Regions from separate parts of the Homo sapiens genome. Here region 2 is linked to region 1. Evidence: chromatin contacts called from ENCODE Hi-C data. All regions are on one chromosome and are shown on one strand. Each heading gives the region's core, a stretch centred on a gene start or an enhancer-like site at or near the end of the contact. The rest is flanking DNA. Distances are from core to core; before and after follow the strand shown.

Region 1 (2,959 bases), core at 152-2,651:
CACTCATTATGTGCCCAAGGCAGTGCTAAGCATGTCACATGCTATCGCATTTAATCTCTGGGCCATGGATGCCGTGGCTCTCTCCATTGCACAGGTTAACAAACTGAGGCTCAAAAGGATAAGTACCTTGCCAAGGCCACCTAGCAGCCAATCAACAACAGAACCAGGATTTAAATCTGATCTGACTGTGTGTCCTGTGCTCCCAACCTCCCCGCCACCTGTCTCGCGAAAGATTGATGGAGTTAAGAGTCTTTGGGCTCAGACACAGATCTTCTAGAAGGCCCCTATGAAAACTGAAACAATGCATTTTCAAAACAATCAGGGAGATTTGATTATGGACTAGATATTAGTGATACCAAAGAAACACTTAGGCTGATAGTGATGCTGGCGTGTAAGGAGATATCCAGGGTTTTAGAAATGCTCATTGGATTCTGCGGCAATGAGACCTTGTGTCTGGGGCTTGCTATGAAATCATTCAGGAGACAGAGAAAGGAAATAGGGCAAAAATCTTACTAACTGTTGAATCTGGGTGGCGGCTCTATCTCTACTTTTGAGTGTATTGAAAATATTCATAATTATATCTTTTAAAACACACGCAAAACAAGACTAGCCATTTAGGAAATGCAAACCAAAACCACATGAGATACTACCTCACGCCCATCATTATAGCTACTATCAAAAACCAGAAAATAACAAGCGTTGGCAAGGATGTGGAGGAATTAGAACCCTTGTCCACTGCTGGTGGGAATGTAAAGCGGCGTGGCCACTATGGAAAACAGTACGGCAGTGCCTCCAAAAATTAAAAATAGAACTACCATATGATCCAGCAATTCCACTTCTAGGTACACACCCAAGAATTGAAAGCAGGGTCTAGAAGAGCTACTTGTCCACCCATGTTCATAGCAGCACTATTCACAATAGCCAAAAGGAGGGAGCAACCCACATGTTCGCCCGCAGATGAACAGATAAACAAAAGGTGGCATATCCAAACAATACAATATTATTCTGCCCTAAAAAGGAAGAAAGCACCAGGCACAGTGGCTCACGCCTGTAATCCCAGCACTGTGGGAGACTGAGGTGGGCAGATCACCTGAGGTTGGGAGCTTGAGACCAGCCTGACCAACATGGAGAAACCCCGTCTCTACTAAAAATATAAAATTAGCTGGGCATAGTAGCACATGCCTGTAATCCCAGCTACTCGGGAGGCTGAGGTAGGAGAATCGCTTGAACCCAGGAGACAGAGGTTGTGGTGAGCCAAGATCGTGCCATTGCACTCCAGCCTGGGCAACAAGAGCGAAACTCCGTCTCAAGAAAAAAAAAAAAAGAAAAAAAAGGAAGAAAGCTCTGACACATGCTACAACACGGATGAACCTTGAAGACACTCTACTGAGTGAAATAAGACAACCACAAAAAGACAAATACTCTATAGTTTCACATATATGAGCTCTCTAGGGTAGTCAAATTCATAGAGACAGAAAGTAAAATGATGGCTGTCAGGGCTGGGAGGAGGTGGGAAGGGGAAATTGTTGTTTCACAGTTATAAAATTTCAGTTTTGCAAGATGAAAAAGTTCTGGAAATTGGTTGCATAATGATGTGAATGTACTTAGCACTACTGAACGGTACACTTAAAAACGGTTACGGTGATACATTTTTTTGTTATGCATATTTTACCACAGTTTTTAAAGGAAAACACACACACACAAGCGAGCCGTGCAGCAGAGCCGGAAGCGCCCATATGAAGGCTCTCCAAAGGCTATTTTCAGTTGAAAGAAGCAAACAGAGCCACATGGTTTTGCCGAGGCACGGCAAAAATACTCAGGGAACTGCGAGCTGTGGTTATCTCTGGGGAATAAGACTGGGGTGGCCAGGAGGTGAGAAACTTGTATTTTCTATTTTTACATCCTTTTATGCTGTTTGAACTTTTCAAAACAGAAAACTATGTCTATGCACTACTTTGGTGCTAAAAACGAGTTTTCATTTTTTTAATGCAACTGCTGTCGCTGGGACAGAAAGTCATCGCCAACCCCAACAGGTTAGCAGTGACTGCGGGGGTGGCTGTGCCCTGGCCCCTGCCCTGCAGGAAGGGAACGGTAGCTCTGTTTTCACTGGGAGCTTTAGAGGTGGGCATGGGAGGGATGAGGGGACCGGGTCTGAATGAGAAACCGCTCGAGGCCTCGCAGGAGCCTGGAACTGCATGCGAAAGGAAAGGGCTCTGCTCAGGGACAGGAGCATGAACAGAGAGGGAGGAGGAGCCCCTGGGGTGGCCCCTCACAGATTTGAGCATCAAATCTGCAAAACCGAGGCACAGAGAGATGGAATAACTTGCCAAATGTCACACAGGTAGTAAGTAGCAGAGTTGGCCATGGTTCTGAGATCTTCCCTAACCACCATGCTATGGGGCCTCTCAGTGGAGACTGAATGACTGGACAGAAGAGATAGAAACCCAAACCAGCAGCCTCAAACATAAAAGAAAATACATTGTTTCATGAAGCTGAAAAGTCCATGATCCTACTTCAGGCTCAGCTGGATCCAGGTGTTCCAGTGATGGGTAGAGCTCACCTCCCTCCACCTCACTCTGCTTTCCCCCTAGGTCAGCTCTATTCTCGAGAAGACATCCTCCAGCAGGTGGAAAACATGCTCCCCAGCATTCTAGCTTCTACCAGCCTGGCAGCCCCCACAAAGCAACAGCAACTCTTTCCAGCAAAACTTCCAAGGCTGGGTCTCACTGGTTGGGCTGGGCCACATCCCTATTCCTGAACCAATCTGTATGATTTGAGGGAGGTAGAGGAGATGGAGTCAACCACACAACCCCACTCAGAGGAAAAGAGGGTGCTTTCTTCAAGGGAGTATTAAGGGGCCATTCCCAAAGAATAGATGATAGCAACTTGGGCAGGCAGAAACATCAGCGTTTCCTCTGAAATGGAAGTGCTTAGAATCCTGCCAGGCAGGGCCGGACGG
Region 2 (2,959 bases), core at 184-2,683, 690 kb after region 1:
TTTTAAATACAAAAAATAAGAAGTAAATGAGATTACAAAGGAAATCAGTTGTATTGAAGTAATAGCTACCAAAATACTAAACTAAATTTGTGATATATAAGAAAATACATTTTAATATAGGTAAAAAGTTGGGGATAATTGATTTAACTTGAATTAAAACCAAATTCCCATTAAAGTACATGGACCATTCCCAAGATCATGGACCCTAAGTTAAGAACTCCCAGCCTACGGAGATGGTTGAGAACCATAAGGTTGAAGGAGGTGAGAAGGTGAGTGGCAGGCTTCAGGGGCACATCCTGCTTAAGGATGGTGGTGGAAGGGGTTGTTTGGGGGCTAAGTTTCTTTTAGAATGTTTGTGGTAGTCAGGGTCCAGTCCAGGTGGTTTTTGGAAAGGTCTTTCCAGGTTTTTGGAAAGGGCCTGAGAGCTAGCTGATGGGAATAAGCTATTTTTGAATTTACTTTGGGGGAGCCATTTTAACTATGTTACTTGAGAAATAGTCAATTATATTCTGAAAATATTTAATATTTGGTTTTCCATGTTTGAGTGTTGACTAATGGTTGGGCTCATGGAGTTAAGATATAGTGAGAATTTTCATGGTTAATGGTAATCTTGGCCAATAAAGTCTAGTTGAACTGAATTTCCACGTAGGAGTTTTTAAATTTTTTATTTTTTTCTTTTCTTTTGAGACAGACTTTCTCTCTGTTGCCCAGGGGAGTGATCATGGCTCACTGCAGCCTTGACCTCCCTGGCTCAAGTGATCCTCTCACCTTTCAGCCTCCCCAGTAGCTGGGACTACTGGTGCATGCCACTAATGCCTAGCTAATATTTTGGGGTTTTTTGTAGAGGCAGAGTTTCATTATGTTGCCCAGGCTGGTCTTGAATTCCTGAGCTCAAATGATCCTCCTGCCTTGGCCTCACACAGTGCTGGGATTACAGGTGTGAGCCACTGCACCAAGCTGCAGTTTCAGAATAGGGAGTCAGGTAACTGTGCTGGGTATGCAGGGTTTTTGAAATATTATTTCTTTAATAGCAATAGCAGTTAGTTGTCTGCATATATGATGTAGATAACATTATCATTAAACCTTACTCTTTGAGAAGAAGAAGAAGGGGCTGGAAGACCTGTTGCTTCACACCCCACTGTGGCTGGAAGGCTACCTTTGGGATAATCGTCCAGGTTGGTGACATCAGGGAACAGGCTCACTGTGGGTTCCCACGGTATTCTCTTTGGGGTTTTTTTTTTTTTTTTTTTTTTTTGGCAGAGTCTCTCTCTGTCACCCTGGCTGGAGTGCAGTGGCGCGTTCTCAGCTCATTTCAACTTCCTCCTCCCGGGTTCAAGTGATTCTCATGCCTCAGCCTTCCAAATAGCTGAGACTACAGCTAATTTTTGTAGTAGTATTTTTAGTAGAGACAGGGTTTCATCATGTTGGCCAGGCTGGTCTCAAACTGCTGAGCCGAAGCAATCCACCCGCCTCGGCCTCCCAGAGTTGGTGGGATCACAGGCGTGAGCCATTGTGCCTGGCCTTGAATTCTGTTTGTTACTCGCAGATGCTCAACTGTGATTTTAGAATTCTGTGTATGTATTTTTATTTAGCTCCACAAACTAGATATGACTGAAATGTGAGGTTAAATTAAATCTTTGCAACATTTGTTGCTATTTAGCATTTTAAAAAGAATAAAAAAATAACAAAAGAAAGTTCTAGCCTTCTTTGGTTTGTTGTTTTCTTGCTTAGAGGCCTGTGCAGTAGTGCTCCCATCTCACTCCTGTCAGGCTGAGCTTCAGAGGTTGGCAGTCTGTGTTTAAACTTGCAGATGCCAAATGCTTTTTTAAAAACTCAAGAGTGGTAACAAATGGAGAGGAAGAAAGGGCTTGAGGTCAGTGGGAACTAACCCTTTAAATACCGTGCTTTTTTTAAGTCCAAGTTAGGGTACTTGAAACTTGTGGTGTGGGAGAAGAGTATTTGCAGTTTCCCTTTATCAGCTGTGATTCTCTGCTTCTAAAGAATGTTTTTATTGTGTGCACGATGGTTAGTCTACTGAGGTTTTCTGTCCTCTCTCCTCTTCCTGTGATGTGTCTATGAACAACACCCTTTTCCATACATTTTTATGTGCATCTTTGAGTATTTCCTTGTGATAAATTCTTAAAGAGAATTACTGAATCAGAGGATAAAACATTTTTGTGACTGTTACTGAAAACTTATTCTGGTATATACTTTCATTGGTAAGGAAATAATACCAGTGTATTTTAAGATTAAAGAAAACCTTGAGTTATTGGGAAATTTTGCTGATTTCTTTTAAATACTGTTGTTTTCTGCTTCCACTTATGATACATGAGATGAGAGGAAGGTTTCTTTTGTATTTAAGGTGTCTCAACAAGCAGCAAAGTGTATTCCAGCAATGGTGTGTCCTGAACTGACAGAACAAATCCGGAGAGAGATAGCTGCCTCTCTTCATCAGAGAAAGGGGGATTTTGCTTGCTATTTTCTGACTGACCTTGTAACATTTACATTGCCAGCAGGTAACTCCAAAATCTAACGTAAAAAGACTTTTTTATTTTATTATAGTTACATTTGTGTATGTAGGTGAAAAATGTTTCTGTTAGAAAGCACATAACATAGCTACTGTATGTGCATCTTAAATTACTTGACTGTCTTATATATGCTGGAAGTGAGCATACAGAGGATTACTTGTTAGGAAATGCGTCTGCTATCTGAGAGGAAGACAGCAGTTGATAGTAACGGATTTCTTTGTGGACCTCAGATTATTTTTTAAAAATCTGTTGTACTCTTTTATTTTTCTCTTTGGTTTTATTTTAGAATATCCTTTAAAAAAATCTCCTTTGAAAAATTTTCCCTTTTCATGCTTGTGTGTTATTTGAAATTAGATAGCTATATTGGTTACCTGGTATTAAGAGATGGGATTAGAACATGAGCTTTTGATGGGTAGAGTCAGGTTATTTGA

Evidence for each region. Hi-C counts contacts between places; a loop is a spot of excess contacts on that map. Pooled maps may share reads with other maps.
Region 2: a loop to region 1 is called in a pooled map, with 9 times the contacts of the local background. The contact joins two enhancer-like sites. A Hi-C loop is called at or near these places in 2 of 37 single-sample maps with no recorded cell type and 2 of 50 pooled maps.

Annotation. Positions count from the first base shown.
Region 1 is chr10:124,284,275-124,287,233 of GRCh38, forward strand. No RefSeq gene overlaps it. Among named protein-coding and RNA genes, the nearest start is that of OAT, 130 kb to the right of the region's middle. Within about 2 kb of position 1,402, at least 4 of the 41 ENCODE cell types and tissues checked have a DNase peak (open chromatin) inside an H3K27ac peak, as active enhancers do.
Region 2 is chr10:124,969,603-124,972,561 of GRCh38, forward strand. It overlaps ZRANB1 (zinc finger RANBP2-type containing 1), which reads left to right. Exons shown (of 9, transcript NM_017580.3): 3 at 2,363-2,516. Among named protein-coding and RNA genes, the nearest start is that of ZRANB1, 29 kb to the left of the region's middle. RefSeq lists enhancers at 950-1,129, 1,220-1,319. Within about 2 kb of position 1,434, at least 7 of the 41 ENCODE cell types and tissues checked have a DNase peak (open chromatin) inside an H3K27ac peak, as active enhancers do.